6 separate regions of the Homo sapiens genome follow, and all the other regions are linked to region 1. The links are chromatin contacts, found by Hi-C in ENCODE. All regions are on one chromosome and are shown on one strand. The core of a region is the stretch at or near the end of the contact, and the rest is flanking DNA. Distances in the headings are between cores, read along the strand shown. Region 1 holds the start of ZNF582 (zinc finger protein 582). Region 2 holds the start of ZNF175 (zinc finger protein 175). Region 3 holds the start of ZNF649 (zinc finger protein 649). Region 4 holds the start of ZNF614 (zinc finger protein 614). Region 5 holds the start of ZNF480 (zinc finger protein 480). Region 6 holds the start of ZNF347 (zinc finger protein 347).

Region 1 (5,073 bases), core at 1,922-4,421:
AGATCACCTTACCCAGTGAGACCAGGTTGCTGTAGGTCTCCAACATCACGTCTCTGTACAAATCCCTCTGAGCAGGTGCCAACCACTGCCATTCTTCTTGGGAGAAGACTATGGCCACATCCCTGAACAATTCTGACCCCTGGAATGACAGGCATGTATGATATATATGTATTTCAATGGTTCACAGTGGGATGAAAGGAGATGGGGCAGGTCTTTGCGGGAGGGGGGGTTGTTTTGTTGAACAAGAAGGGTGGGACTGAATGTGAAAGGTGACAGAAGAAATGGGGATGAGTAAAACAGAATGATCAAATTGTTCTCAAACATTCCTTTTAACTGCAAATCAATGCTCTGTGTACAGGTCTGGGATGAAAATTAAAATCAAGCTAAATGGAGTTTTCCTTATTGTTAAGAAACAGTGTAATAAAGCACACTGCCCACTCTATACTTGGCATACAATAAATTCTCAAGGTGAGACCTATCACTTCTATCTTTTGGAATAACAATAACAACAAAAAATATTTCTGATGGATTTTCCCCAAATATTTTATTTTTTAAAATTATGGAAACATGTTTTCTATCTTAGATACAGGATTTTCATGTAAGTCAAGAATTTCTTGGAGATGAAAGTTCATCATTATGTTGGAACATAACACAAGCATTTTTCTTCATGGGAAAAACCATGGAGATAACTTTTATTGAGTGCACAATTTTCTATCAAGTGAAACAACTGACTCAAACATCCTCTTATTTTGGATCCCGAGGTTGGATCAGATCTCTAAGGCTTTTCCAAGCCCTGACCACTCACCCACCTAGATGATCATCTCACTTGCTACATCGCTCACCATCCTCAGCTCTGTACTTTTCTTCCTCTTAAGCTAAAGAAACTAATGGAGGATGTCCCAGATTCAAATGCTCTGTCCAACGTCAAACTAGACTTTAATTCTGGCATCAAATTTTTGATGGATTCCCAGCCAAACCTCAATTACATATCCAATCATTAATCATTCCCAAAGCAGGACACTGTACCATGCGCTGAAACTGAAACCAACCAACACCACCTCCCCTGCTTTTCTATATGTGATTGCTCCTAAGCATTCATTCCATCTCTTCAAACTTCAGTTCTTACAAAGGATGCTCTCATTTCATACAGGGAAATGAGTTTCTCCTCCTAGCAGACGAAAACCATCAGGAGATGCAGAATGCTATAGAGAATAAATCTGTGGGCATTTGTCAGAGGGGAGAGGACAATGGGAGAGGAGACTCCTGCCTGGTCCTTTTATTCCCTAAAATGGGAAAGTCTGAGAACCAAATTTCTGGATGGAACCCAGGTGGAAAGTTTCAAGATAAGGAAAGCAAATATTTATGGGATTTAAAAACTCACAAGGGACATGACTTTTAGAATTTCAAGGGCTGATAGGTCCTCCTTCTGGTTCCTCTCTTGGGGAAGGGCAGAGTCCTGCGACGGTAGAGCTGGGGGAGGAAAGAGCAAACATGAGAGGCTAGGCTTGCCTCACAGTTCCTAGAATGCCAAGTTACAAGTCCCCACCTGCTTGCCCTCTGCCCACCAAGAAAATGAGAAGGAGGGGGAGGCAAAGGGATCCTCACCCAACCCCAGGAAACCAGCTTTAGCTGCTGCAAGGCAAAGGGGAACCAGTGGTCCTTTCCCTCCCATTTCCCCTAAACATCCAGTGGTTCTGTTTTGCTGCAAATGCAAGTCTAAGACAGGGATGCTGAGGGCTGTTCTAGTGACTGAGACCCACATGTTACCTCAAGGACAAGGAGGGCTTCCCTCAAGCCAGGGAGCATAGAAGGCCTGCATCATTTGCATAGCCCCAGCCTAGAATAAAGCCTTTCCAGGACTAGGCCATTTAACTCTCTCCTGCAGCAAATATAACACCTTTGAAAGTCTACCTGGCTCTTTTCCCAACCGCCAAATATACAAAAAGCTCTACAGCCCAAACTGAGGCTTTGTGCATGCCACTTCATGGAGCATGCCTTGCATCAACAAATGGGATAGAGTTGGAAGGAACAGTAAGAGACAAATTACACACAGCACGCCCAGTGCTCCATTATCAGCACATAAATGTGTCCTTCCATAGAGACACAGCAGTGCACAAAGCTGCATGTCCAATAATATTTGCTAAATAGGAGAACTGAAAATTAGTACGTAAGTAGGCAAGTCCACAAGTAGCCAAGAGGTTGAATCATTTTTGGCACAGCCATATAATGGGATGCCAAGTGACTATCAAAAATGACTATCAAAAACTGACAAGCAAAGATATTAACTACTGAATCCTTTGAGAACATTCAGCAAAAAGAAGTCAAACTCACTAACACACAGGCTAAAAACAAAACAAAACAAAAAAATTGGAAGAAAAAACACCCAAGTATTCGCAGTGTTGTCATTTAACCAGTTCTTGAGCTCACTGTTAAACAAGAAGTACTCTGTAAAGGAGTATATAAGGTGCCTACTGCATTACAAACATTTGGTTCTAAGTAACGTGTAAGTGAAATAATTATGAATGTTGCTTAATATGATGTAATAGGCAGCTTTTCCTTATTATGACCACTTTTATAAGCATTATTTGTATTAACTGCACGATATCCTATTTACAAAGGATGGCCTGTGATCCACTCAAGTGTTTCCCCATTGCTGGACATAGAATTTGAACATATAAAATGTTCCCAAGTATAAGTTTTTCTAAACTAGCGGTTCTAAGTCTTCTGGGGTCTTGTAACTCTCTGAGAACCTCATGAAACAAGATTTCCTCTCAGATTAAAAAAAAAAAAAGGCACGCATAACAGTGAATGCAAAACATCCGCAATTTCAGGGGGTCGGAGACCCCTGCGCACCCACCTAAGGGGTCCATGCACCTGGGCTATGAGGCTGGAAGCAGAAAGGGGGCGCCAGAAAGCGCACGCCGCGAGGGCCGGCGGGAAATGTAGTCTCACGCCGGTAAAGCCACAGAGCGACGATGAGGCGAGACGTCTGCGTTCTTCTCAGGCCTGAGACCCAACCGGCCCGGGCACCAGCTCCTGCTGGACCCCAGAGCGCCTGGAAAGCTCCGGAACCTCTCACCTGCCGCCTCCTCGGGTCCAAGTGCCACCGCGGCCGCGCCCCCGGCAGCCCAGGGCGCGCTTCCACCACGGTACCGGTGGATTCGCCGTGCGCAGCCGGAAGATGGCGCAGACGCACAAAGCACACCGATGCTGCGCCATGATAGGGCCGGCGCCGCAGTGTCTTCCGGGAAACATAGTCTTTAGGCGTAAAGGCAGCAGCCCGGCCTTGAAGCCGGATCTCGCGATGTTTCAGGGTGAGCCGGACGCAGGCGTGCCTGCGCAGTGCGCGGAGGAGTGCTGTTCGTGTGTTCGAGTCCCTGGGTTGCTTCCTGGGGTCTGTGGTGCTGGGTGTGCTATCTGCGTGTGATTCTCTAGCGAGAGATTGTGGGCGAGTGACCGAGTGGGCAAGGGGCCGTCACTGTGTGTGCGTGATTTTGACAGTGTGTGGTGGTAGCTTCTGACTCCGCGTGGGTCGTTGAATGTATGACTGGGACCGTTTAGCGGTGGATACACAACTGTGTGCGGCTGTGGAAGATTGCCTCATCCGTTACGTTCCCATTTCCGTGGAACAACAGTTTTACCAGAAGGTTTCGAAGGAACCTTAAAGTTTGGAAGCGTAAGAGTTTATCTGGTAACTAATTTTAAACATTACATCTATGGTGAGTTAAATGTGGGTTATGAAGGAGAACGCAAAATAAAAACGTTATAAAGATGTAAAGGAGTTTTATGGGGCGGCATCTCTTGGGCAAATATCAGACCGCCGTAGGTAGTTGTTAATTCTCTCTTGTTTTTAGGCGGCTTTGGTGTCATCAAATGTGAGAAGCCCTGGACTTTACACATCCCGAGCCAGTGTGATCCAGTATGATTGGGAGTCCGAGTGCCAGATGCCGGTCAGGACCTGTTATGCTGGGTCTCAGAATGCGGAAACTCTCCCTGTCCGAGGTGGAACAGTTTGTCCTTGAGTGAGGACTGGAGTCCTGAGTGACTCTTTTGATTTGATCCTGTTTCCCTCAAACCTGGTGAGCTCTATGGTGTAATAAATGGTTAAGAGTGTGAACCCTTAACCATCTCTAAGACTGGAGCCAGAATGCCTGAACTCCAGTCTTAGAGATGTGCCTCGGTCTCCACATTTGAAAGTGAGGATGATTGTGGCATCTAATTCATTGAGTTGTTGGGGAGGAGTAACTGATATGTAAAATAATGCTACTGCTGCTGGATAAGGATGCTAATATGACTGAAGCTAATGCTTTCTTTCTGCAAAGATGCTTTTTCCAAAACACACCATATTGCCTCTTTACACATTCTTCAGGAGAGGGTAGAGGCTGCATTTTCCTTGTAGGTGCGGTGATGTGGTGGAAAGCACACTTTTAGAATTAGACAGATGTGGATTCAAATAGCATTTCAGCCATTTATTAGTTTCTTCGTGCCTATCTCGGTTTTGTTTTGTTTTTTTTTTTTTGTCCATAAAAGGAAGAATGTAATGCTGGGCTTGCAGCTTTGTCCTGAGGGTCAAATAAAATGATTTAATAATATAAGCAAAGCTCAGAGGTTGGTTATTGCTGATTACTGATATTAAAAGACAACTTCAGCAAGGATGGTTGAATTTCACACTTGTGAGCGGACAGTTGAGGAGACAGTTGTAGATTTATCCTACTTGACCTTATTTGTGGTTCAAGACAGTGTTGCGAGTTCAAGAGGAGAGGGTAGATGCAAAAAGTCATCATCTTTCCTATGTTCTCTGATCTTGGGAAGGGGCGAGTGGCTCTAGTTTCCCTTTAACATCCCACTGTGTTGAGTGTGTCTATATGTACATGCGTCAGTATTTGCTTATGGAGGAAAGGAAGGAAAAAGACCAAACAGGTACAAAGCCAGCCATCTCTCAGGCTAACTTTCTTCTATACCATTTTTACTTTCTCACATTCATTAATCTGCCAAAGAGAAATTTAGAGGATGATGAAATGGCCACTTCTGACTCTGAACCAAGCCTCTGAAGTCATACACCATTATACTCTT
Region 2 (5,073 bases), core at 1,207-3,706, 4.8 Mb before region 1:
GACTTTCATCTGCACAAGACTTTTTGTCTTTATTTTTTGAAGGCTTTTAATTTTGAAGCTCTTTATTTAAGTTTCAAGAGCCAGAATTCTCTTTCTTTTTATTTTTCTTTTTTGACTTTCATCTACACAAGATATATGAAGATTCATAGTCAGAAAGTTTTGTCTGTCTTCTTGAGGAATAGCCAACTCCAATCTTAAAAAACTCTTCTAGAATGTCATAATCAAATTTTTAAACTTCTAAAGATTAGAATAGATGAAATAAAAAAGCAACCACAGACTGGAAGAAAAATGTTTGTGATATGTATATCTCTAAAAGACTTATTTTTAGAATATATAAAAAATTTTCACAACACAATAATTTTAAAACACAATGAAAAATGGGTGGAAGATTTGAAGAGTTGCTTCAGCAAAGAGGATAAATGAGTGGCCATTCGGCACTTGAAAAAATGCTTGATCTGGGAAATGCAAATTAAAATTACTATGAGATACCACTATGAGATACTCACTAAAACATATTAAATTAAAAAGACTAACAATACTAAGTATTGATAAGGCAGTGGAGCAACTAGAATTACCATGCATATGATAAAAGATAACTATTAAAACACCAACTCTCACCCTAAATAAGGAAAATTCAGGAGCATTCTCATTTGAATCAGAAACAAGACAAGGATGCCCACTGTCACCACTGTTACTTGACATTATTAAAGAGGTTATAGCCAACAAGGTAAAACCAGAAAAATAAGCAAGAAATGTAAAAATTAGAAACTGAGAAATATTTCCAGTATTTGCAGATGATGTTCAAGTTCCCATAGATTTTAATATCATAATCTAATAATAGAGATAAGTCCCATAACTTTTGCCATATTCTGTTGGTAAGAAGCAAATCTCAGGTTCCGTTTGCACTCAAAGGGATGGATTTGTACAAGGTGTGACTCAGTAGGTGTCACCTTAGGGTATGCCTGCCCCACTAAGAGTATGAGGGCGCAGTTACCCCTCATCCTACAGATATACAGATGTCCCAGTGGAGGGACGCCTTAACTTGCCCTGAACATACACATGCGGGGCTGTTGTACTTAAAGCCTCCTACTTCTATCTCAATTTTCACTCTCTGCATTTTCCTTTTTTTAAATAAAATGTACCAAAGCCGTAGGGTAAATCCTATGACACAGTAAAGAATAGTCTCAGATTTATAAGTGGAGAAAATTCAAAAGTTCTAAGTCCGGGGAATTTCTTAGTAACTCAAACAAAATGTCACACTTTCTCACATAATAAAGATAAGTGTTTTTATTGATTTTACACTATTTGCTTACAGTAAATATATAATTGATGTTTTAAAATAAAAGCAGGTTTCATGCTTCATGTAACAAAGTTAGGTTCAGATACTAATGTGAAAACTCAACTATTCCTGGGAAACCATGTTCAAAAAAATGCTTCATTGGCTAAGCAGTCTTATTTTATTATTCAAATGGACTAAAAATGAGGTATGAAGTAATTAAAAGTAATATGGTGGCTTTAAGTGCAGAGATGGGGTGGCAGAAGCTGTGAACACAGAATGTAAAATCGGTAACTACAAAATGGCACAAACTACGAAAGCAATATATTTAAATTACTATTTTTTAAAAAAGAAGGATCATTTCAGATCTTCACCTTCAGATCCTCACTCAGCCCTGCCTCCTATTTCCCATAATCAGCCATTTTTTTAATTTTATGATTGCTATTACTCACCTTCTAGAATATATTTTTGTTTATTTGATTGAACAACCTCTTCCTGAAAATTCTGCCCAGTTGGGCTGGCTGACATTGATCTCAGTAATTGTGTTTTTTTCCTTTAACTTGATTATATTTTTTTCATTCGCCTCTCTTTAAATGAAGTGTCCCAAGAGCCCTAAATTCTCTCTTCAGGTGGTCGCTTGGTAGGTTACTTCATCAATAGGTTCATCCAGGTATAGAGAGCAATGGTGTAAGGATAACAAAGATACAATTTCTCAGAAAGATAACATTTTCAAAAGTGCTATTAAAGACAGTGAGTTGTTCAGCAATTCAGGAAAAAAAAGTCTTTAAATCAGAGGGAAAAATATAGAGAAAAAGTATTTTTCAGAATACATGTCAGTTTCTCCTAGAAATATATATACACAAGTATTGAATAGGTCCCCTGCCAATGTAGGACCCAAGACTTTTACTCTGTGACATTCCATTTGTCCTTGGCTGTACGGAATAAAAGCCCTTTGACGATGGCGGCCTCCAATATCATAATCCGTATGGGTGCGGCCATGCCGTCCTCCCTACCAAGTTTCTGAAGTTGAATGAACCGCGGAATAAAGGTACGCCGTTATACGCCATGATAACTGTTGGCGGAGCGTAGCTTCAAAAGTGTTAGTGGGCATGCGCGCGGTTCAACAGCGCCTACGGAAATCCTAACGGGAATGTAACCCAAACCGGAAGTGGCCTAGAGCGACCATTTAGCTTCTGTTGTTAAGTGGATCTAAGCCTATGTCGCTTACTGGACGCTGAAGTGATTGGGAATATTAGCAGTGGGGGTTCTGTAGGGTCAGGAAGGGGCGGCTGGCTTTGGGGGAGTGATGAGGGGCTTGTTGGGGGTGGGGGTGCGTGATAAAGGGATTTCTCGGCTGAAGACGAGGCTGTGAGGTGAGTGACGGGCTTGTTTTGGCTGAGCGATGAGGGGTTTCTGGGGTGGGTGATGGGTGCTGTGGGGTAAGTGGCGTTTGCTAATTTTAGTTGGATAATTAGCCTGTTAATTTTCCCTCTTTTCTTGCTTATTTTCTGCTTGTAGTATTTTTGTGACTTAAATTCCAAGTGTACTTTAATATCGGATTTTATATTGGTCCACGAAACTTGCTAACTTGAGGACAGTGAACGTGCATCTTAAGAGCGCCTTTGCGGATGGTGCTGGAGGACGTTCAGGGAAGGGATTCACTGTCCGTGGGACTAGGGGAGTCAGTGATTGATTGGCAGCCAAGAGCTTCAGAGGTTGGAGGACTTTGAGGATCACACTGTAACACTCTCAGGGGACCAGTGATGGGCAACCTATAGGAATCAGTAGAGTGGGGTTGCCAGGGGTAGCCTATGGCAGCCAGTTGACTGGAGGCGTAGGGGGTCAATGATGGGGATTTGTGAGGGTGAATGCATTGCTTTCTAGGCAGTGAGTGTTGGGGTCCTTCAGGGATTGGTGGGTGGGTCAGTGTTGGCCTCTTCTTGGGTCCCTTGGACATGGTAAGGATCAGTAATTGACAGTTGAGCACATCGATGATGGTTTCCTATTGGGGCATTTCATTTGGACCCCTATGTTGGGGATTATTTGTCGTTTTATGGAAACCAGAAAATTGTGCTCGCTGGGAAACATTTCTTGGCTATCAGGGCAGTAAAGATTTCAGAAGCCTGTGCCATGTCAGTGACTGGGAGGCATTTTGGAACTTTCTGGCAGCCCTGTAGTACACTCATTGGGGATTTCTGAAAGTCAGTCCTGTCAGTGATTGCATTCAGGTGCGGTGGGGGCAACTTATTGTGGACAGGCAAGAAATGGTAACTGGAGGCCCTGATGCATGTCTGCAAATTTTCTGTGTCAAGATGGGGATTGGGACAGTGATTTTAAGTTTTAGCTCTAGTCAGAAGAGGCTGGTCTGTGTGTGGTGTATTATGGACGGGGACTGAAAAGTCCAGAAGCTCAGAATAGGTACACCAGACAGAGCCACCTCCCGGCCTGAGTTCTATGAAGGCAACAGAAAGAGGAAATGGTGTTTCTGGAAGCTGGCCACGTATGGGTACATGAGATAGTGGAGACAGTGTACAGTTTAGAACAAGGCAGATGTGGGGCTGATTCCCTGTTTTTCCATTTACAGACTGAGTAACCTTCAGGCAAATTATGTAACAGCACACAGCCTCATTATCCTCATCCTCAAAATGGGTATGATAATGCCCATGATATTTAGCTGACAATTAAATTGACAACTTTCTTTTTTTAATTCATATTTATCACGTGCCAGGCAGGCACTGAGGACTTGACAAGCTTCATCTTGGTTAAGTTTCCCAACATCTGTGATAAATACCTGCATTTTCATTTTGGAAACTACAACTAAAGTAATATTTTCATATTCTCACAGTGAAAATGTGGCAAAGCTGCAATGAATTCACCATTTAGTCCAGACTCAGTCTTTATTTTTAACCCTGACTAATAACTAGAGTTGGGCTTTCTGAACTTTGTCTACTCCAATGTCTGACACAGTGACTTCACCTCAGTGCCCTCAGGAAATATTTGTGGAGTGAATGTTGAATGAGTGACCATGTACTCATTGCTTTTCCAAGGCTTCTGCAGAACCCCCAGGTCAGGCCACATCATTGAGGCTGCAGGATCTCTCTTCATAGCCCAGTACGACTCTCCGCCGTGTCCCTGGTTGGAAAATCCAAACACCTATCCAGCTTCTGGCTCCTGGGAAAAGTGGAGTTGTCAGCAAGAGAGACCGAGAGTAGAAGCCCAGAGTGGAGATGCCTGCTGATGTGAATTTATCCCAGAAGCCTCAGGTCCTGGGTCCAGAGAAGCAGGATGGATCTTGCGAGGTAAACAGGGGCAGCCCTGGGGATAGTTCTCCAGAACGTGAGGGCAGACACAGGATGCAGCAGGTCTGGGCTCCCTGCTCCTGAGTCAGTCTTGAGCCTCCTGTCAAGCGAGGACCACAGAGGCTGATGTTTCCACATTCATAGGCTATCTGTGTTCTAGAGGAAACCATGAACTGGCTGATAAAAGAGGATAGTAGAGGGTTGGCCTTGGGTCAAGAAAGAAGAAACTGTAGTCCCTGGTCTGATCAGAAGCCCCAGTCATAGGATGGAAAAGCTGACTCTTTCCTGCTAAGCACTGGTTCTGCTCCTTCATCCACCACTGGGTCTTTGAAAAATTTCAAGTGGTCCCCCCCACCAAATTCCTTGCTTGGTCCATGGGGTTTGGCCCGTTTTTCCTCTGTTCTCATAAGGTGCGGCAAAATCTCCTTCCTTTGTAATTTAAATAGTCACAGGGAGGTAGAGTGAGAAGAGGCTTTTAAGGACCATGTGAAGAGGCTT
Region 3 (5,073 bases), core at 680-3,179, 4.5 Mb before region 1:
GCACAGAGCAAGGTTTGTAGCAAGGGGCGTGGGACTTCCATGCCCTCCACGGAAGCTTATTAGAGACTCAGTTCACCACCCTCAGGCACCTCCACATGCTCAAGAATCTGTAAGTTCCCCAGAAGTTCACCAGTCCTTTTGAGTTTTTACGCTGGTTTCATTATGTGGGCATACTTGATTAAAACACTAACCACTGGTGATCAACTCAACCTTCAACTTCCCTGTTGCCAGGCAGAGCTAAAATTTCCAACCCTCAAATGACATGGTTAGTTGCCCTGGCAACCAGCCTCCCCCGTCCTAAGGCCAGCCAGAAGCCCCCAGTCACCAGCCATCTCAATGCCACACAAAAAGGCACTGTTTACTGAAGAGGTTCCAAGGCTTTTGGGAGACATGTGCCAGGAAACAGGACAAAGATCGATTATACATTTCTTATAAATCGTAACAATCATAGCTAGGCGCGATGGCTCATGCCTATAATCCCAGCACTTTGGAAGGCCGAGGCGGGCAGATCACCTGAGGTCAGGAGTTCAAGACCAGCCTGGCCAACGTGGTGAAAGCCTGTCTCTACTAAAAATACAAAAATTAGCCGGGCGTGGTGGCGGGCGCCTGTAATCCCAGCCACTCGGGAGGCTGAGGCAGGACAGTCGCTAGAACCCAGGAGGCGGAGGTTGCAGTGAGCTGAGATCGCACCACTGCACTCCAGACTGGACAACAGAGCTAGATTCCGTCTGGGGGATAGGAGGAAACTTTGATCCCCAAATGCTCAAGGAGACTGATGCTTAAGCAAACTAAATATTGCCTGAGAACGACTCCATACTTCTATATTTGAGTCCTTGTGGATAAACTGCAACCTAGCTTAACAGACAAAATTGAAAACCGAACTTAATCGTATGCACCTGTAACAATAGCTGAGTGGTGGCCAGTCCCAGCGGCCATACTCATAGACTGCTGAATGTTCCAACTGCGTTCAAATAAGGCAAACGCCGAATGGTAACCAATCTCACTGTTTCTGGACCTCGCTTCCGATTCCTGTATGTCACTTTACCTTTTTTGTCTATAAATTTGTTCTGACCACGAGGCACCCCTGGAGTCTCTGTTAATCTGCTGTGATTCTGGGGGCTGCCCAATTCGCGAATCGTTCATTGCTCAAGGAAACTCCTGTAAATTTAATTCGGCTTCAATTTTTCTTTTATCACTGATTTGAGTAATAATAAAACTCCGGTCTCCCCGCACAGCCGGCTCTGCATGAATTGCTCTTTCTCCATTGCAATTTCCCTGTCTTAACAAGTCGGCTCTGTCTAGGCAGCCGGCAAGGGTGGGCGGTTATAGTTTCACAACTCAACCCCAGCCAGGGGCCTGGGCTTGTAAAATACCAGATTTTACAAGCCTCTGAGCCCCACATGCCTGGGCCTCCCCGAAACACTTAACACACATCCCCGATTCACCCCAAAACCTACACCACACACCCTCGTACGCTGCCCAGCACCCCGGCTTCATCACCGACTTTAAACTGCAGCATTTGGAGTGATAATAATGGCGTCGGTGATAAAGCCGGCGTGCTGGGCAGCGTCCCCCTAGAGTTCTCCATCCAGTGATCCAGAGGCCTACTAACAGAGTGACCCTCAGAGACCCCAAACTCTGACGCCGAGTCTCAGTCGCTGAACTCGACAGACCTTTAACGCCCGACCACAAGAACTCTCCCACGCCGGACCGCAAAGGCACCCCAACCCAAAGGCTCCACCGCCCAGGCCGCCAGCTCTCCCCACAGGCTCCTCAGAAGCTCCCTACCCCTTTAACCTACTCCACGGAGAGACCCAAACACTCACCTGATTTTCTTCTGGCTACACCTAAATTCCCTGAATGCTTCCTTTCCTGGCCCTTAAACCCCGGCACTGGCCTATGGCGGCGGACGAGGGCGCGAGTCAATTCTGCCGCGCTAGGACGATGGGACATGGGCTTCTCTTCGAGGAGGTAACATGTCCGCGCCCTGAGCCACGGCTCTCTGGGCGCGGCCATCTTGGTAGATCTGCCGTACAGAAGGGAAACAGTTGTTCTTGTGTCATTAAACCGGGATGACTCTCCTGAAAGCAAAAATTTGAGGCGCAGGAGCATTTTCTAGAGTTTATCTGAACAAACAGCAATTCATGAATTAGGAAGCATCAAACCAAAAGAAGTCTCGCGCTTCTATGCTTAAAGCATTAGACACAAGTATTCACAGGGTGAGTGAAGGAGTAAAACAAAGAAATTATTTGATTAGTTACAATTATAAAAATGCATTTTTTTAAATTTGCCTTGGAAAGTCCCTAATGACATAATAGCATGTGAGTTGCCTACTTTTGATCGGTTGAGATTGAGTTTTGTCCTTCCCTAACACAAGCATTTACCAGAAATGACTCAAGTGAATTGTTGCTTATGTTTGCAGGTTAAGCAAGGTTAAGGCTGTTTTTAAGGCCTACTGGGTTTTGTTTGCTCAGGAGTTTTTGAATTCTGGTCTGCATTTTAATTTTGCTTTGACACAGGAGACAGTGAAATGGCACTGATGTGTTCCCTCTCCTGACACCTCAACCCCTGCACTGTGAGGTTGGAGCACTAACAACAGTGCACTGTGGGGAAAAGAAAGAGAGATCAGACTGTTACTGTGTCTATGTAGAAAGAAGTAGACATAAGAGACTCCATTTTGTTCCGTACTAAGAAAAATTCTTCTGCCTTGAGATGCTGTTAATCTGTAACCCTACCCCCAACCCTGTTCTCACAGAGACGTGTGCTGTGTTGACTCAAGGTTTAATGGATTTAGGGCTATGCAGGATGTGCTTTGTTAAACAAATGCTTGAAGGCAGTATGCTTGTTAAAAGTCATCACCACTCTCTAATCTCAAGTACCCAGGGACACAATACACTGCGGAAGGCCACAGGGACCTCTGCCCCAGAAAGCCAGGTATTATCCAAGGTTTCTCCCCATGTGATAGTCTGAAATATGGCCTCGTGGGAAGGGAAAGACCTGACCATCCCTCAGCCCGACACCCGTAAAGGGTCTGTGCTGAGGAGGATTAGTATAAGAGGAAGGAAGGCCTCTTGCAGTTGAGACAAGAGGAAGGCATCTGTCTCCTGCTCGTCCCTGGGCAATGGAATGTCTCGGTATAAAACCCGATTGTATGTTCCATCTACTGAGATAGGAGAAAATCGCCTTAGGGCTGGAGGTGAGACAAGCTGGCGGCAATACTGCTCTTTAATGCACCGAGACGTTTATGTATGTGCATATCAAAGCACAGCACCTTCTTCTTAAGCTTGTTTATGACACAGAGACATTTGTTCACATGTTTTCCTGCTGACACTCTCCCCACTATTATCCTATTGTCCTGCCACATCCCCCTCTCCGAGATGGTAGAGATAATGATCAATAAATACTGAGGGACTCAGAGACCGGTGCCGGCGCGGGTCCTCTGTATGCTGAGCACCGGTCCCCTGGACCCACTTTTCTTTCTCTATACTTTGTCTCTGTATCTCTTCTTTTCTCAGTCTCTCGTCCCACCTGACGAGAAACACCCACAGATGTGGAGAGGCAGGCCACCCCTTCACTGCACAAACCACACAGATATTCAGAGGCTCAAATGCAACCAAGGCTGTTGCGGGAAGTCAGGGACCCCAAACGGAGGGACCGGCTGAAGCCATGGCAGAAAAACATGGATTGTGAAGATTTTATGGACATTTATTAGTTCCCCAAATTAATACTTTTGTAATTTCTTATGCCTGTCTTTACTGCAATCTGTAAACATAAATCGTAAAGATTTCATGGACACTTATCACTTCCCCAATCAATATCCTTGTGATTTCCTATGCCTGTCTTTGCTTTAATCTCTTAATCCTGTCAGCCGAGAAGGATGTATATCGTCTCAGGACCCTGTAATAATTGTGTTAACTACACAAATTGTACAGCATGTGTGTTTGAGCAATATGAAATGTGGGCACCCTGAAAAAAGAACAGGATAACAGCAATTGTTCAGGGAATAAGAGAGAGAACCTTTAACTCTGACCGCCGGTGAGCCGGGCGGAACAGAGCCATATTTGTCTTCTTTCAAAAGCAAATGGGAGAAATATCACTGAATTCCTTTTCTCAGCATGGAACGTCCCTGAGAAACAGAATGCGCACCTAGGGGTAGGTCTCTGAACTGGCCTCCCCCGGGCGTACCTGTCTCTTATGGTCGAGATTGCAGAGGTGAAATAAACTCCAGTCTCCCATAGCGCTCCCAGGCTTGTTAGGAAGAGGAAATTCCCGCCTAATAAACTTTGGTCAGACCGGTTGATCTCAAAACCCTGTCTCCTGATAAGATGTTATCAATGACAATGGTGCCCAAAACTTCATTAGCAATTTTAATTTCACTTCGGTCCTGTGGTCCTGTGATCTCGCCCTGCCTCCACTTGCCTTGTGATATTCTATTACCCTGTTAAGTACTTGATGTCTGTCACCCACACCTATTCGTATCCTCCCTCCCCTTTTGAAACTCCCTAATAAAAACTTGCTGGTTTTTGTGGCTTGTGGGGCATCACAGATCCTACCAATGTGTGATGTCTCCCCCGGAGGCCCAGCTTTAAAATTTCTCTCTTTTGTACTCTGTCCTTTTATTTCTCAAGCCAGTCGACGCTTAGGCAAATAGAAAAGAACCTACGTGATTATTGGGGCAGGTCCCCCGATACAAGGCCAGCACAGTGCCAAGTATGTCCACCTCAGTGAGCTGCGGAGAGGTGACTGCACCCTTTATTGACTGACTACTAGGAAACTGTCAAGAGGCAGCCCACTGAGCATGGCCATCTTAAAGGAATTTCAGGTGTCCCTACAACAGAGAATATGCCTTGAGAAAGGGGGAAAAAATAGGCCACTTAGCTTGGGTAGACAAGGCTCATGACAAGTCCCTGCATCTCAGCTACTGACTTTAAAAGTTGTTTGGGGAAAAGAAAGAGAGATCAGACTGTTACTGTGTCTATGTAGAAAGAAGTAGACATAAGAAACTCCATTTTGTTCTGTACTAAGAGAAATTCTTCTGCCTTGAGATGCTGTTAATCTGTAACCTGAGCCCCA
Region 4 (5,073 bases), core at 775-3,274, 4.4 Mb before region 1:
AGCAGAGACATGTGCTGTGTTGACTCAAGGTTTAATGGATTTAGGGCTGTGCAGGATGTGCTTTGTTAAAAACGTGCTTGAAGGCAGTATGCTTGGTAAAAGTCATCACCATTCTCTAATCTCAACTACCCAGAGACACAATACACTGCGGAAGGCCGCGGGGACCTCTGCCTAGGAAAACCAGGTATTGTCCAAGGTTTCTCCCCATATGATAGCCTGAGATATGGCCTCGTGGGAAGGGAAAGACCTGACCGTCCCCTACCCCGACACCTGTAAAGGGTCTCTGCTGAGGAGGATCAGTAAAAGAGGAAGGCCTCTTTGCGGTTGAGATAAGAGAAAGGCATCTGTCTCCTCCTCGTCCCTGGGAATGGAATGTCTCCGTGTAAAACCCCATTGTCTGTTCTATTTACTGAGATAGGAGAAAACCGCCTTAGGGCTGGAGGTGAGACATGCTGGTGGCAATACTGCTCTTTATTGTACCGAAATGTTTGTGTGCGTGCACATCAAGGCACAGCACGTTTCCTTAAACTTATTTATGACACAGAGACCTTTGTTCACATGTTTTCCTGCTGACCCTCTCCCCACTATTACCTTATTGTCCTGCCACATCCCCCTCTCCGAGGTGGTAGAGATAGTGATCAATAAATACTGAGGGAACTCAGAGACCAGTGCCAGCGTGGGTCCTCCGTATGCTGAGTGCTGGTCTCCTGGGCCCACTTTTCTTTCTCTATACTTTGTCTCTTATTTCTTTTCTCAGTCTCTCATCCCACCTGACAAGAAACACCCACAGGTTGTGGAGGGGTGGCCCCCTTCAAGGTGAATTCTCAGACAGATCAATTTTAGGAAAGAGAACACATGGAAGGCTCCAAGAATGTCTTTAAAAACCACGTGTGCCCATGTACTGGTTCGAAAGTCTCTGTAAGCTCTTTGGGTATACATACCTCGTGTCAAGACCAATGTACTAAGCAAATCACAAGAACTGTCTCATTTCACATTATGCGCTAAAGGAGTAACTTTACCCAAGAGAGCTTTGTCCTTTGCCCACAGTTCCTATGAGGCAAACTCTAAGCCTTTGGAATACGCTGCTTGATAAAACTGTCTTTGGTTATCAGGGCAATTTAAGCCATGCCAAATTGTCTATCCTAATAATGTGATTTACTGTGGGAGACCTTGGACCACGTGGTATTAGTTTGATATCTGGAGGAGCTGGAGATTGAAGTCAGCCTCATAGGCAGTCAATTGTGTGTGTGTGTGTTAACTGATATCCAATAAAACTCTGGACACCAAGGCCTAGGTGAGTGGCAACAATGGTTACAATGGCTGGCAATAATAATATAAGGGTGTATATATAAGAATATGATAATTTAAAAACGTATGAAGCAAAACAGAATGAGAGAGGATTAGACAATTCAACAATAATAATTGAAGACTACATTACCCTACTTGCAATAATAAAGAAAACAAATAGAAACTCAGCAAGGATACCGAAAACTTGAACAACATTATCAACCAACTAGACTTAACGAACATTTAACACTGCACTCAACAGCAGTAAAATAAACATTTTTTTCAAGAGCACATGTTATATTCTTCAGGAAAGATAATATCCCATGTGATAGCCTGAGATAGGGCCTCATGGGAAGGGAAAGACCTGACCGTCCCCCAGCCCAACACCCGTAAAGGGTGACTCACAAGGGCCCCAGACCCAGACAGAGTCGGACTCGTCGCTGATTTCCTCAGACTCTTCATCCCTACAGCCAAAGGACCCGTCATTAACGCCCCGCTTCCTCAGCGACTGCGTTCAAATACAGCCCCAATCAGGACGCTCCACGCACCATCGGTACACAGACCCACAGGCCGCGAGTCCATGCCCAGAACTCGACTCACCCGAGCCCGAACCTCTCCAGACACCACTGGCAGCGACAAAACGCCGCATCCACGTCCGAAAACGCTTCCTATTCAGACGCGCTCCTGCGCGGACTCCGGGAAGCTGAGCGGTAAAGACCGTGAAGCGAGGCGAGGACCACGGAGCCTGCCCGGGATCGCGAGTTCAGACTGCGGGCGCCGCTCTATGAGGTCACAGGGCTGCGCCCATCGCAGCGTTTCTGACAGGAGCGGCCATAATGGCTGTGGGAATCACTCTTAGTCACCTCAGTGCCTTTCTCTCTTCGTTGCAAGGGACACTCAAGAGTCGGGTGCCCAGCCAAGGCCAACACGGCGCAGTGGCATTCTATTCAGCCTGCTGTGGAAAAAAGATGGCGGCGCCCTTTGTGCCCATTATAGCTGAGAGTGGAGCCTTAGCTGGAGCACCATGGGCACGGCCATCTTAGAGGAAGGCAGCAGCCGTACGGCAGAGAAGATGCTCATATCCAGGACAATTTGGAAAAATAAACAAGGTTTGAAGAAGTCACGGTGCTGGCCAGGAAGCGGTCACAGAGTTGCCAAAACCAGTGGTCACTGAAAGTGTTAGATTTGGGGATAGGGCGGGGGTTCTGGGCTGGGTAAGGCTTTTGTGGGTTAGATTAGACTCTGACTGAATGGACGAAGCCGAGAACAGGAGTGATGCTCCATTAAATGCTAATACCCACATGGGGCTTGCTATTAAAACCACTGCCAGTGGGGAAGGGGATGAGGAGGTGAAGGTGCAACTGTGTTAATATCTACATGTTTCCTTCCAGAAGTAAAGGAAGATGACAGTGGGGCACTTAAGAATATGAAATTATTAGAATGCGATCATCCTACTTTGCAATGTTTCCAGATTTTTTAAAAAGTCACACTTAAAAAATATTAGTTCTATTTTTGCAGATGTTGGCGTTGTAACTGTAGAAGATTTAAGTAAATATTGTATTTTTGGAAGGCAACCTAGAGCCAATTTAATTTTTTCGTTTTCTTTGACACAGCAATTCTAAAAGCTATCTAGGCAAATCTGTCTTAATATTAACCACAACTTTTGTAATTTACAAAAAAAGGGAATTACAATGAGAGATGAATACTTTGGTAAATTATGGAACATCTGCTGAACTGTAAGAGTATATATCAATTTAAAAGAATATGCTACAATTGTTTTATAAAAAAGAAAACTTTGTCAGAGGACAAAAAAATGATCTGCAGGATAGTATATATTTTATGGTCTTGTTATTGGAAGAAATCATAAACATCTTTTGGAAAATTGTGATTGGTTAAACAAGACATTTAGTTTGAATTAATATTGTTTGTGTTCATAGGTAGAGAATGCCATGTTTTTACTTGAAAAATATTCCCAATTTATACTTAATTTTACTATCTTTGTACCATAATCATGAATATATTATAAAACATGTTGATCTTAGAAAATAGGTATGATGATGTATAATAAGTTCATGGCATGATAAATGCAAAATAGGCTGTTTTCTTTCAGAAAATAAATATGCTCATGCATTTGAAAAATTCTGGAGAATATACTAACAATATTTGACTGTTCCGTACAATTATGGTGACTTAAAATTTCTTCATTTTACTTACGTTTTGTAATTTCTAGAGAATAAGAATTTCATGTTCGTATTTCTTGAGTGTTATAACATATTCCATCCAGGATTAAATTTCAGCCCCGTTCATCTGGAATGTTAATCTCTGGTAGGTAAGTTTAGCACCTGGTCCACAGGACTATGAGCAGCCCATGATGGGACCTTCACTGATCATTTCCAGGAGTGGGCTGATAAAACTTTGCCGTGGCAGGCTGTGCTGATTCACGGGACAAGGAAGGTGATTCAAGGGCCTGGTTGGTGGAGCACTTTTGTCTGATTCATTGCTGGAGACAATCTGCCCTGAATCCATCCTGTTACAGTGTGGGAATGGTGATGGGAGCACCAATCCACAATTTAGGGCAGAGATGTTCAAATTTAAGAAGGCTCTTTTTATAAATGCAGAGTCCGAACCCCATCCCCAGAAATTCTAGCTTGGAATGTCTGGGGAGTGACTCAAGAATTTGCCTTCTTTTACAAGCTTCTCAGAGAATGCTGAGGCAGGAACCCCAAAGAAAACACTTAGAAAGTTCTATAGTGTTCTGGACTTAAAAATATGATGGCTGTGTCCCCACAGTATATTTAGGCTTTGGTTCAAATTATATCTGCACAGAAAAGCCTATCCTGAAAACTCTTCCTAAAATAACTCAGGTTACAATCTATGAACTTACCAGGCTTTATATTTCTTCCTAGCACTTAACTGAATTCGATTTTGTATTTATCTTACTCAGTCTCCTTCACCAGACTGTATGTCATATCAAAGCCAGCACTTTGCCTGTTTTGTTCATTGATGTGTCTCCATTGCCTACAACATGCCTGCCATGGTGTAGAAGCTCAAAAAATATTTTCAAAGAAGTAAATTACTCAATATGGAGTCAGGGATTGAATTCTGCCACAATACTATATGGCAAATGTCTATTACTTTTATAAAGAGAACTCACCATTTATAAACTGGATTAAATCTCATTAGATCAAGGGAAATAACTCTGGATAGAGAAAACAGGAACCCTGTTTCTAGGGAAACTAATAATTTTTTGCCACCAGGCCTGCTCAAAGAGAAATGATTAAGGAAGTTCGCACAAAAAGGAAATAACTAAAGGAAATATTACATCAGGAATGAAGAAAAAGGAACAGAAAGGGTAAATATATTATAAAATATAATATTCTTTTGAGTTTTAAACATTGGGTTTGCTGGTTGGAAGCAAAAGTTACAATTTTACTTGATATGGTTCTCAGTGGATGTAGAGATGCTTAATATCATTTTGTGTTAGGGGTGTGTAAGTTGAGGCCATGATCATATACCACCACACACCTAATAGGAAAGCTAAAGCACACTGGCAATGCCAAGAGCTAGAAAGGGCATGGAATGCTTACACATTGGTGGTGGGAATGTAAACTAGTACAGCCACTCTGGGAAAGAGTTTGGCCATTTCTTATAAAGTTAAACACATTTACCATATTCGCCAGCAGTCATGCCCCCAGTGTCTATCCCAAATATATAAAAACTTAACGTTCGCACAATATCGGGTACACAAATAGTCACAGCATCTTTATTTATAACAGCAAAACACTG
Region 5 (5,073 bases), core at 1,484-3,983, 4.1 Mb before region 1:
AAAATGTTTACTCCATAATGAGGCTTTCTGGGGAGAGCAGGGTAGACTTCCCCGGTTGGTCCAAATATGACTAGGGAATCGGCATAGGTGACTGGCTTGGGGTATGATGATTGTTAAGGGATAGGGCTTGGGCAGGGGTGCCCACTTGTGGTTTGAACTTTCAGCTGGTGCCAAAGGAGTGGGCACTGAGGATTTTTCAGTTGACCAGATGGGCAGAATAGGAAGAGGGAGTGCAGAGGTGTAAAAGGCGTTGGTGTTCAGACATCACAAAATGCAGTCAACTCTAGGACAACTCTAGCTTCCTCTGGAAGCTCCTGCCATCTTGGTTAGGAAAGACTCTGATTTTCTTCATGATAATATCTTACGTTCCTTTTATAGTTACAGATACAGGTCTCATTGCACAATATGATTGTTGAAAACACTTGTGAAATTTTTTTAGTAAAATTGCCTAAGATACTTTTTATAGTAGACAATGAAAATTAGTGTGTGGGTTTATAATAAATATAATGTATTATATAATATGATTAAAATATATTTGTTATAAATATGATATTACTAGAAGAGCATTTTTCCAAAAGCTATGGAAATGTCATTTTCCCGTTACAGCATCAAGCAATATATTCCATGGTTCATTTTCAACTCTAATAAAATTATATTTTGTGTTTATATATGCACGTATAGACACATATATAATATTTTTTTTTTACTTTTTTCTTTTTCTGTACATTGCATCCAGATGCTATGCTTGTTTGTTTTTTTTTTTGAGACAGAGTCTTGCTCTGTCACCCAGGCTGGAGTGCAGCGGTGTGATCTTGGCTCATTGCAGCCTCCGCCTCCCAGGCTCAAGTGATTCTCCTGCCTCGGCCTCCCGAATAGCTGGGATTACAGACATGCACCATCACCACACCTGGCTAATTTTTGTATTTGTAATAGAGATGGGGTTTCACCATGTTGGCCAGGCATGGTCTTGAACTCCTGACTTCAGGTGATCCACCCGCTTCGGCCTCCCAAAGTGTTGGGATTACAGGCATGAGCCACCATGCCCGGCCAGATGCTATGCTTAATACATTTTTTCCGAATGTCACTCTAGTGAAAATTTTAGGGGACACAAAAATGAGACTGTTGTTTGGAGACAATATTTTTTGACAAGAGTATGCACAAGACAATGGCAGGTATAAACGTTTTATTGTAAATATGAAAAAGGAAAAAATGCTTTCACTATATTAGAGGACTTGAAGTAACGTGAAGTGATTCCAACCCTTTATCTTTATTTTATTTATTTATTTTATTATTTATTTTTTTGAGATGGAGTTTCACTCTTGTTGCCTAAGCTGGAGTGCAATGGAGTGATCTCAGCTCACTGCAACCTTCACCTCCCGGGAGCATGCTGCTCTATCTTTTTTTTCAGATGTTTGAGCTATTCCAGGTTTTTTGGGATTTCTGTTGGTTTGTTTTGTTTTTTGCTTTTCTACATAATTGTTTGGATAATCTTGTCAGTATCTACGAAGTGCCTTGATAGTAAATATATTAACCCTGTGTATCAATTTGGGGTAATTTCACATTTTTTTCTATGTTGAGTTTATCAATAAATTGATATTGTATATGTCTCTATCTGGGTGTCTTTGATTTCTTTCATCAGCATTTTGTAGTTTTAAAATCCTGAGAATGTTAAATTAACATATTTTTTGACTTTTTTTTTTTTTTTTTGAGACAGAGTCTTGTTCTGTTGCCTGGTCTGGAGTGCAGTGGCACAATCTCAGCTCACTGCAACCTCCGCCTCCCAGGTTCAAGCGATTCTCCTGCCTCAGCTTCCTGAGTAGCTGGGATTACACGCGTATGCCACCATGCCCAGCTAATTTTTGTATTTTTAGTAGAGATGGGGTTTTACCGTGTTGGCCAGGCTGGTCTCGAACTCCTGACCTCAAATGATCCACCTGCCTTGACCTCCCAAAGTGCTGGGATTACAGGTGTGAGCCACCTCGCCCGGTTAATGCTTTTTTAAAACCAACAATTGGTGACCTAAATTCTCACTGGCCTTAGCCCTCCATGCCCCTGGTGCTGTCACTAGAAAACTCTCTGGAGCTGAGCACAGGGTTACCTCTGTCCCTCCCGAAAGAACAGGGAATAGAAAAGGAGAGGATTTCTATTCTGCTTTGTGGGCCGTCAGCATGAAATTGCACATTCTGCCCAGGCAGGGCTTTGCAGTTCATGTATTAACTTGCGTCGCTTTCACAGACAATCCCAGGGCTTAATTAAATTGCTAAATTTAGTTTTTTATGTATTTATTTGAGAGACTGAGTCTCTGTCGCCCAAGCTGGAGTGCAGTGGCCGTCATAACTCAGTGTAAACTCGAACTCCTGGGCTCAAGCGATCCTCCCGCCTCAGTCTTCGGGGTAGCCGGGACTACAGGTGCCCGACCGCACGGTCGGCTTAAGATTAACTTTAATAGCAGGAATTTTCCTGGATCTAATCATTAGCCGACTTTGCTCAGTCCCGGCAAGAGTACAGTTCCGAGACAGCTGAGTTGCTCCAGTCTCCTTGACAGGTCTCCCCGGCAAAACCCGGAAAACAGAGGCACTGGAAGCGAGGCGGAGGGAAGCGCAAGCCCCACTCCGCCCCGCCCCCGCCCCCGCCCCCGCCCCCGCCCCCGCCCCCGCCCCCGCCCCCGCCCCCGCCCCCGCCCCCGCCCCCGCCCCCGCCCCCGCCCCGCTCGGACCCCTCCGCTGCGCGCGCAGTTTCCCACAAACCCGGAAGCGGATCGCGTGGAGTGAAGGTCACGCCGCGGCGCGTGAGTTTCCCTTTGTGTAAATTAATCTGCGCTTCCCAACTCCCCCGCGCTTCTGTACCCGGGATCTGAGGGGCCACACAGACCTTGAAATCCTCGCACCGCTCCCTCTACCCCGACCAAATTCAGGCGTCTCCGTGAGAGTCAGGCGGTCGCTTCCCTGTGTGTTTAAATCGCTCGGCGGCGGGTCCTGTCCCCCGTCCTTCTGCCACAGGGCCATGTAGTCACCTCCTGTCGCGGAGTTTTCCTGTTTCAAGTCCTTCAGTGATGCTTACATCCGCCCCGCACAGCGTAAAGTCCTCCCCCGCTAGGCGGATTCCGGTCTATGCGGTCCCCCAAGCCTCGCCTTTGTTGGCCCTGGAGCACAGCGCTCCAATCTCAATCCAGGAGAAGCCGCGTCTTCTGCCCAGTGCTGGGATTCTGCAGACGCCACCCATCTCTTGATCCAGACCCTACCTTTACCCTCCTTGATACGGGGCCCCGCTACTCCCCAGGCCTCCTCTTCCCAGACACCGCTTCTCCTAACCCTGCGTGTGGGGAGGTGACTTACTCTGTCTCTTGACATCCAGTGTTCTTGCGGGCCAAATAACACCCCACTGAAAAGGTGTTCTGCTTGTGGACATCGGATCCCAATTCCTTCCATGTGAATGTGTGCAGAAAGAGAGACGGAGAGCGAGGGAGAAGAAAGAGAAAAATTTTGAAGGAGAAAAGAAGATTGAGGGAGAGCCGTAAGCAGATGGCAAAGTAGAGAGTGGATGGAGGATTTGCAGAGACAGCGAATGAAGCCGAGAAAGTAGCAGGGGGAAAAAAGCAACTGGAGAAATGCAGAGAAAAGTTCCATCTCCGGAGAGATGAAGGACAGCAAGATAGTGAGAGGGGCAGCAAAGTGGGAAGTTCCTCAGTTTGAGAGTGGGGGAGAGGGGGAGGGATTTGGAGCCAGGGCAGACAGAGCAGCGTGGTGCTGGGACAGCAAGAGGAGTCAGCTGGTGACAACGAGAGCAGAGGGAGAACCACAGCAGGTGGAGGCCTGGGATCTCAGGGTGCCAGAGAGTGGGGACAAGGGGGTGTAACAGAAAAGAAGGGATTTAACAGAGAGAGCAGAGGGGGAGTAGAGTCAGGGGAAGAGGCAAGACCGGGCACAGTGGCTCACGCCTGTAATCCCAGCACTTTGGGAGGCCAAGGTGGGTGGATCACGTGAGGTCAGGAGTTTGAGACCAGCGTGGGCAACATGGTGAAACCCCATCTCTACTAAAAATGCAAAAATTAGCCGGGCGTCAGCGCGCGCGTGTAATCCCAGCTACTCAGGAGGCTGAGGCAGGAGAATTGCTTGAACCCGGGAGGCGGAGGTTGCAGTGAGCTGAGATTGCGCCATTGCACTCCAGGCTGGGCGACAAGAGCAAAACTCCGTCTCAGGGAAAAAAAAAAAAAAGAGACAAATAGGTGGAGAATGGGATGATCAAAGATTGAGCAGAAAGTTTGGAAGAGGGGTGAAACAAGTTGCCAGAATGGAGCAGAACAGGTGGAAGAGAAGGAATAGAAGGAAGAAGGGGAGAAACATCAGGAGAAGAGAGGGGCTCAAAATGAGCAGAATCTTAGGGGAAAAATAAAGGGGGAAAAAAGCTAGAGAAAGAAGGTGAGAATGAGAGATACGTACAGAATGAGGGAGGGAAACACAGTACCCAGAAAAGAGGGAACCCTGGGTGCAGATGAACGGTGAGTTGATTGGATATTATGATTAAGTTGTGACATTGATTTATCTATTTATAATTTGATAATATGAAATATACTTTAAAAATACAGATGAAAATGGATATGCAAAACTCCTGTCTGTAAGGCTGGTGCATTTTATAATTCTTGGCATCAGACTTTAGCTTCCACTCACATTCCCTATTCAGGCACAGGTCAGTGACTTGAGTCATTCAGGTGTGGGTCACCCACTTTCCTTTTCCTGGGATGGGGTAGGGTGTGGGCGAGTGTAAAAGATAGCAGGAAAACCAAAGTGTTTTTCCTACTCTTGCAGTCAACACAATAGTGAACACTCAACACAGAATGCTTCATATCTGATGAACAAAATGTGTGGGGATTTCTTCCCACCAACAAGCAATTCGTCAGACACCGCCTGGGTGATCCGTAATTTCAGTCAAGTTGACACTGTCTACTTGAAGTTAGCATCAGATCCCACAGGTTGGGGGCTCAGTTCCACAAGGCTGCCGCTACTTCACGTGCTGGTTGTAAGTTCCTGGTTGGGACCTGAACTTCAACCAAACATCTAAAAATTGAAGATTCCC
Region 6 (5,073 bases), core at 1,561-4,060, 3.2 Mb before region 1:
ACAAAAATTAGCTGGATGTGGTGGTGCACACCTGTAATCCCAGCTACTTGGGAGGCTGAGGCAGGCAGGAGAATCGCTTGAACTCGGGAGGCAGAGGCTGCCTTGAGCCAAGATTGCGCCACTGCACTCCAGCCTGGACAACAGAGCGAGACTGTTTCAAAAAGAAAAAAAAAAAAAGACTGCATGACGAGGTGCTACAGGTTCAGAGCTCAGTCTAAAACTGCCCCTCACTTCAGACACAGTATGCCAGTGGTAACTGTCACTTATACTTTTGAGTGACCTGATAAATACTGTGGTTCTCTTAACCCCTCCTCGGCTTTGATTAACTTTCTAGGACAGCTCTTCCTTCTGACTGTTCATCTGTATCTTCTGTAATATCCTTCATAACAAATGTGTAAACTAAGTGAAGTGTTTTCCCTGAGTTCTTTGAGCCGCCCTCACAAATTAATAGAACCTGAGGTGGTGGGGAGGGGGATGTCAAGGGAATCCCCAGTGTATAGCTGGTCGCTCAGAAGTTCAGGTACCAACGGGAGACTTACAACTGGCACCTGATGCGGGGGCAATTTCGTGGAACTGAGCCTCAATCAGTGGGATCTGATGCTAACTCCAGGTAGAGAGTTTCAGAATTGAGTTAAACTATACGACACTCAGTTAGTGTCTGATAGAGAACGGGTTGTTGGTGGGAGAAATCCGCACACATTTTCGTGAGTGGAGGCGAGACACTGTGTAGAATGTGCCCTGTTGTATTGAGTGTGACAGGAAAGAAAATCAAAGGAAAAATATTTTTTCCTCTTAGTTCATACACTCGCCCACACCCTACCCTATTCCAGGAAAAGGGAAGTGGGTGGACTCAAAACTAAATGAGCGAAGTCACTGCCCTCTGGTTTGAATAGTGATTGCAAATGAAGCTATACCCTAATACTAATAATTGTCAAATGCACGTGTTACGCATTTTACATAAAGGAGTTTCTTCCATTCTCATTTGCAACTGCATAATTTAAGTAAACGTATTTTAAATGTGTTGCATTATTTTAAACCCAGAAACCAATGTCACAATGTCATCATCACATCTAATCAACGCACCACTCACCTGGACTCAGGGTCCCTCTCTTGCTTCCATACTGTGTGTTTCCCTCCCTCATCCTCTACATAGCTCTCATTCTCACATTAGCTTATTTTTTATTTTCTGTGTTTTTCCCCTGGTTCTTTGCGCGTCGTTCTGAGCCCCTCTCATCTCCTGCTATTTCTCCCCTTCTTCCTCCGCTTGCACCTGTTCTGTCCCATTCTGGGGCCTTGTTTCAACTCTGATTCCTCTTTCTCCCCAGTCTTTTCATTGTCCCCAGTCTCCATATATTTCTGCCTCTTTCTTCTCCCATCTCTGCTCCCTCTGTTGAATCTCCTCTTCCCTTCTACACCTCTTGCCCCACTCTCTGGCACCCCCAGATCCCAGGCCTCCCCCTGCTGTGGTTCTCCTTCTGCTCTCCTCGTCACCGGCTGTCCCCTCTTGCTGTCCCAGCACCACGCTGCTTGTCTGCCCTGGCTCCAAATCCCTCCTCCTCTCCCGGACTCTGTCTGAGGAGCCTCCCACTTTCTGGCCCTCTCCCTACCTTGCTGTCCTTCATGTCTCTGGACATCGAGCTTTTCTCTACATTTCCCCAGTTGCTTTTCTCCTTCTGCCTTCTCAGCTCCTTCTCTTACCATCTGCAAATCCCTCGCCCATCCTCTACTTTGCCATCTGGTTACGGGTTTCCCTCACTCTTTCCTCTCAGTTTTTCTACTTCTCTCTCTGTCTCTGCCCCTTTCTCTACCTGCTAATCCCCTTGGTCCACACATTCACAGGAAGGTTTGGACTAAGACGCCTGCATCTTGGAGGAGCGCATTTTCCAGGGGCTGGAGCTGGGCAGGCAAGAACACCGGGTGTCACAGGACAGGCCCCGGGCACCTCCCCAGCGCGGGCTCAGGAGAAGCGGGGACTGCGAAGGGGAGGCCTGGGGAGCAGCAGGGCCCGGCACGAGGAGGAGGGAGGTGGCGGGGCGACGGCGCCTTAGAAGAGGGGTGGGGTCTGCAGGATGCCAGGACCAGGCAGAGGACGCGGCCTCGCCGGTACCGGGGCTGAGGAGCTGCGCTCCAGGGGCCGACGAGGGCGAGGCTGGGAGGCACCCAGGGCGGGAATCCACCTCGCGGGCGAGGACTTTAAAAAGCCCGGGGCGGGAGGAGGGGTCAGGAAAGGGTTTTAAGCGGGAGGAAGACGCGAAAGGCCGGGGACAGGGAGAAGCCTCAGAGCTACTTCAACCCAAAGAGAAGCGACTCCGAACCCACACCGCGAGTCAGCTGGGGTGGAGGGCGCGGTGCGGGGATCTTAAGGTCTGTAGCTGCCGGGCGCAGTGGCTCACGCTTGTAACCCCAGCACTTTGGGAGGCCGAGGCGGGCGGATTACCTGAGGTCAGGAGTTCGAGATCAGCCTGGGCAACACGGTGAAACCCCGTCTCTACTAAAAATACAAAATTAGCCGGGCGTGGTGGCACATGCCTGTAATCCCAGCTACTCGGGAGGCTGAGGCAGGAGAATCGCTTGAACCTGGGAGGCGGAGGATGCGGTGAGCCGAAATCGCGCCATTGCACTCCAGCCTGGACAACAAGAGTAAATCTCCGTCTCACCAAAAAAAAAAAAAAAGAAAAAAAAAAAGGTCTGTAGCGAGCCCGGGAACTGGCTGCGGAAACGGGGCACGGCGGTTCGCAAGTTTAATCCATACTGAGGGACACTCACGCTCGGCGGCGTCACCCGCACCCAACACGATCCGCTTCCGGAACTGCAGAAAACTGCGCGTGCGCGGAAAAGAGCCCGGGCACTCTGGGGGCGGGGCCTGGGGAGAGGCGGGGTCTGCGGACGAAACGCTGGGGCGGAGCTGGGGCGGGGTCTGCGCTTCCCTCAGCCTGCCTAGCCCGCAGTCTCATTTTTCCCGGTTTAGAAACGCTGGAGTGTTCACTATGTCCCCGGGAGCACCGTTCCAATTTGAAGCAGTTTTAAGGTGAAAGAATAGACTTACGTGGACCACTTATGATAGAAACCAAAATGATTTCCTCTTACCAAGTTGAAAACGGTTTATGTTAAAATTGTTTGCCGGCGGGTTGGACCCAGTCCTGCTAGGGAGTCTGCTGCAGCTCAGGAACGGGGATCTGGGAATCGGGGATCTCGGTCTGGGAACTGGGATCTTAGTGGAGGATCCACGAGGCACGGCGATTGGATCCAGCAATTCCTGCAATTAAAATGTATTTAATTTAACTAAAATGTCTGGAAATTATCTCTGAGGATGATTCAAAGTAGAATGGGAAATGCAGCATCCTACCTGGACGGATATGCAATTTAATGCAGTAGCCCAACAGAACCTCCTTTACATTTCAAATCCCCATTCTCCCCAGTGGAAGAGTCAAGCCTGTGCTCAATTCATGGGAAGGTTAAGGCCGATAAGTTAGATCACCAAGGGCTGCTTTATTGTTCTTTAAAACATATATTTTTGTAAAGATGGGAGTCTCGGCCCAGGCTGGTCTCCAACTCTTGACCTCAAGCAATCCTCCTGCCTGGGCCTCCAAAATTGCTGGGATTACAGGAGTGAACTACTGTGCCCAGTCAACTACTGATTTAAACCATGTGAATTTTTAAAAAATAGAGATAAACTGCATTATTTTTGCTTATATTCGTTATTCCGTTCCACACTTGAAATGACTTAACCACAAACAACTTTGACATAATCTTTCTTTGCATCAAAATATGCTTAAATCAATAATTTCTAAATATCATGTAATTTCAAATTCACTTTATGGGCATTCTGAAGGGAACTTGACACAGTACTTTTTATTTTAAAATTGTAATCTATATTGGGTCTATTTTTTTGTTTTCTGTTTCTTAATGTTCTATCAGATGTGGATAACAGAGTGTGGAAAATAGTCACCACATGACAATTGGATTTATTTTCGCCTAAAGAATAGTTTTCCAGTATTTCTAACGTACCATCCCAGTACATTGACTGAACTAAAGACTCACAGGGATACCCTTTTTTCATGTTTATAGAGAACCTAGTTTATACCTGCTATTGTCTTATGTACATTTTCATGTCACACAATTTTATCTCCAAACAACACCCTTATTTATATACACCGTATAGTTTTCACTTTAACAAAATATTAAACGTTTCATCTGGGTTACAATATATGAAAGAAAAAAATAAAAGGGAAAATCATATTAAAAAATAAAAAGTAATTTTACTACAATTGAACATAAACCATGAAATATATTGCTCAATACCATAAACTGAAAATAACATTTCCATAGCCTTTGGAGAAATGCCCTTCCAGTAAAACTGCTTAATCATATTTATTATGTAAGAAACTTTTCCACAGATTTTCACTGAGTTAGTATAAAAACATCTTAGGCATTATAACTAAACAGGATTTCAAAAACATTTTCAACAGTTGTGTTATTTTTAATGAGTCCTATGGGTACAGCGGAAGAATAAATGTAGAATATTACTATCAAGAAAACTAGGGCAGGGCGTGGTGGCTCACACCTGTAATCCCAGCACTTTGGGAGGCAGAGGCGGGTGGATCACTTGAGGTCAGGAGTTCGAGACCAGCCTGGCCAACATGGTGAAACTGTCTCTACTAAAAATACAAAAATTAGCCAGGCGTGGTGGCACATGCCTGTAGTCCCAGCTACTTGGGAGGCTGAGGCAGGAGAATCACTTGAACCTGGGAGGTGGAGGTTGCAGTGAGCCGAGATCACGCCACTGCATTCCAGCCCCGGTGACAGAGCAAGCCTCCGTCTCAAAAAACAAAACAAAACAAACAAACAAAAAAGAAAACTGGGGTCTTCCCAAACCAAGAATTCAGAACTTTCCAGAGTAAATAATTCAGTGTACTAGCGTCAGTCTCCATTTTGTGATGTTGTACTACTAACGCTTTTACAGCTCTGCACTTCTGTTCTGCCCATTTGGTCAAACTGGTCATGCTTGAGTGCTTCCTCCTTTGTCACTAGATGGACGTTCAAACCACACAAAGCTTCCTCTAACCCATCCCC

What was found. A loop is a pair of places that touch in the nucleus more often than their neighbours do. Pooled maps may share reads with other maps.
Region 2: a loop to region 1 is called in a pooled map, with 7 times the contacts of the local background. The contact joins the promoter of ZNF175 here to the promoter of ZNF582 in region 1. A Hi-C loop is called at or near these places in 7 of 50 pooled maps.
Region 3: a pooled map shows a loop between it and region 1 (9-fold over the local background). The contact joins the promoter of ZNF649 here to the promoter of ZNF582 in region 1. A Hi-C loop is called at or near these places in 5 of 50 pooled maps.
Region 4: a loop to region 1 is called in a pooled map, with 4 times the contacts of the local background. The contact joins the promoter of ZNF614 here to the promoter of ZNF582 in region 1. A Hi-C loop is called at or near these places in 4 of 50 pooled maps.
Region 5: a pooled map shows a loop between it and region 1 (6-fold over the local background). The contact joins the promoter of ZNF480 here to the promoter of ZNF582 in region 1. A Hi-C loop is called at or near these places in 4 of 50 pooled maps.
Region 6: a loop to region 1 is called in a pooled map, with 16 times the contacts of the local background. The contact joins the promoter of ZNF347 here to the promoter of ZNF582 in region 1. A Hi-C loop is called at or near these places in 7 of 50 pooled maps.

The regions. Positions count from the first base shown.
Region 1 is chr19:56,390,363-56,395,435 of GRCh38, forward strand. ZNF582 (zinc finger protein 582) reads right to left here and starts at 3,172. Exons shown (of 5, transcript NM_001320371.4): 1 at 2,858-3,172; 2 at 1,382-1,470; 3 at 13-139. The coding sequence starts at 1,390. It overlaps ZNF582-DT (ZNF582 divergent transcript), which reads left to right and starts at 3,314. Exons shown (of 2, transcript NR_037160.1): 1 at 3,314-3,691.
Region 2 is chr19:51,568,827-51,573,899 of GRCh38, forward strand. ZNF175 (zinc finger protein 175) reads left to right here and starts at 2,457. Exons shown (of 5, transcript NM_007147.4): 1 at 2,457-2,649; 2 at 4,324-4,575. The coding sequence starts at 4,504. RefSeq lists an enhancer at 2,119-2,178.
Region 3 is chr19:51,903,088-51,908,160 of GRCh38, forward strand. It overlaps ZNF649 (zinc finger protein 649), which reads right to left and starts at 1,930. Exons shown (of 5, transcript NM_023074.4): 1 at 1,827-1,930. RefSeq lists enhancers at 63-608, 1,699-2,243, 1,962-2,081, 2,572-3,196, 4,080-4,755 and 1 more.
Region 4 is chr19:52,026,355-52,031,427 of GRCh38, forward strand. It overlaps ZNF614 (zinc finger protein 614), which reads right to left and starts at 2,025. Exons shown (of 5, transcript NM_025040.4): 1 at 1,888-2,025. It overlaps LOC112268244 (a long non-coding RNA gene), which reads left to right and starts at 45. Exons shown (of 2, transcript XR_002958414.2): 1 at 45-184; 2 at 758-3,426. ZNF432 (zinc finger protein 432) reads right to left here. Exons shown (of 5, transcript NM_014650.4): 5 at 5,024-5,073. RefSeq lists enhancers at 512-1,282, 1,753-2,512.
Region 5 is chr19:52,294,436-52,299,508 of GRCh38, forward strand. ZNF480 (zinc finger protein 480) reads left to right here and starts at 2,734. Exons shown (of 5, transcript NM_144684.4): 1 at 2,734-2,788. ZNF766 (zinc finger protein 766) reads left to right here. Exons shown (of 4, transcript NM_001010851.3): 4 at 1-1,611. RefSeq lists enhancers at 2,796-2,845, 2,916-2,965.
Region 6 is chr19:53,156,243-53,161,315 of GRCh38, forward strand. It overlaps ZNF347 (zinc finger protein 347), which reads right to left and starts at 2,811. Exons shown (of 5, transcript NM_032584.3): 1 at 2,767-2,811. RefSeq lists an enhancer at 2,714-3,008 and a silencer at 2,744-2,993.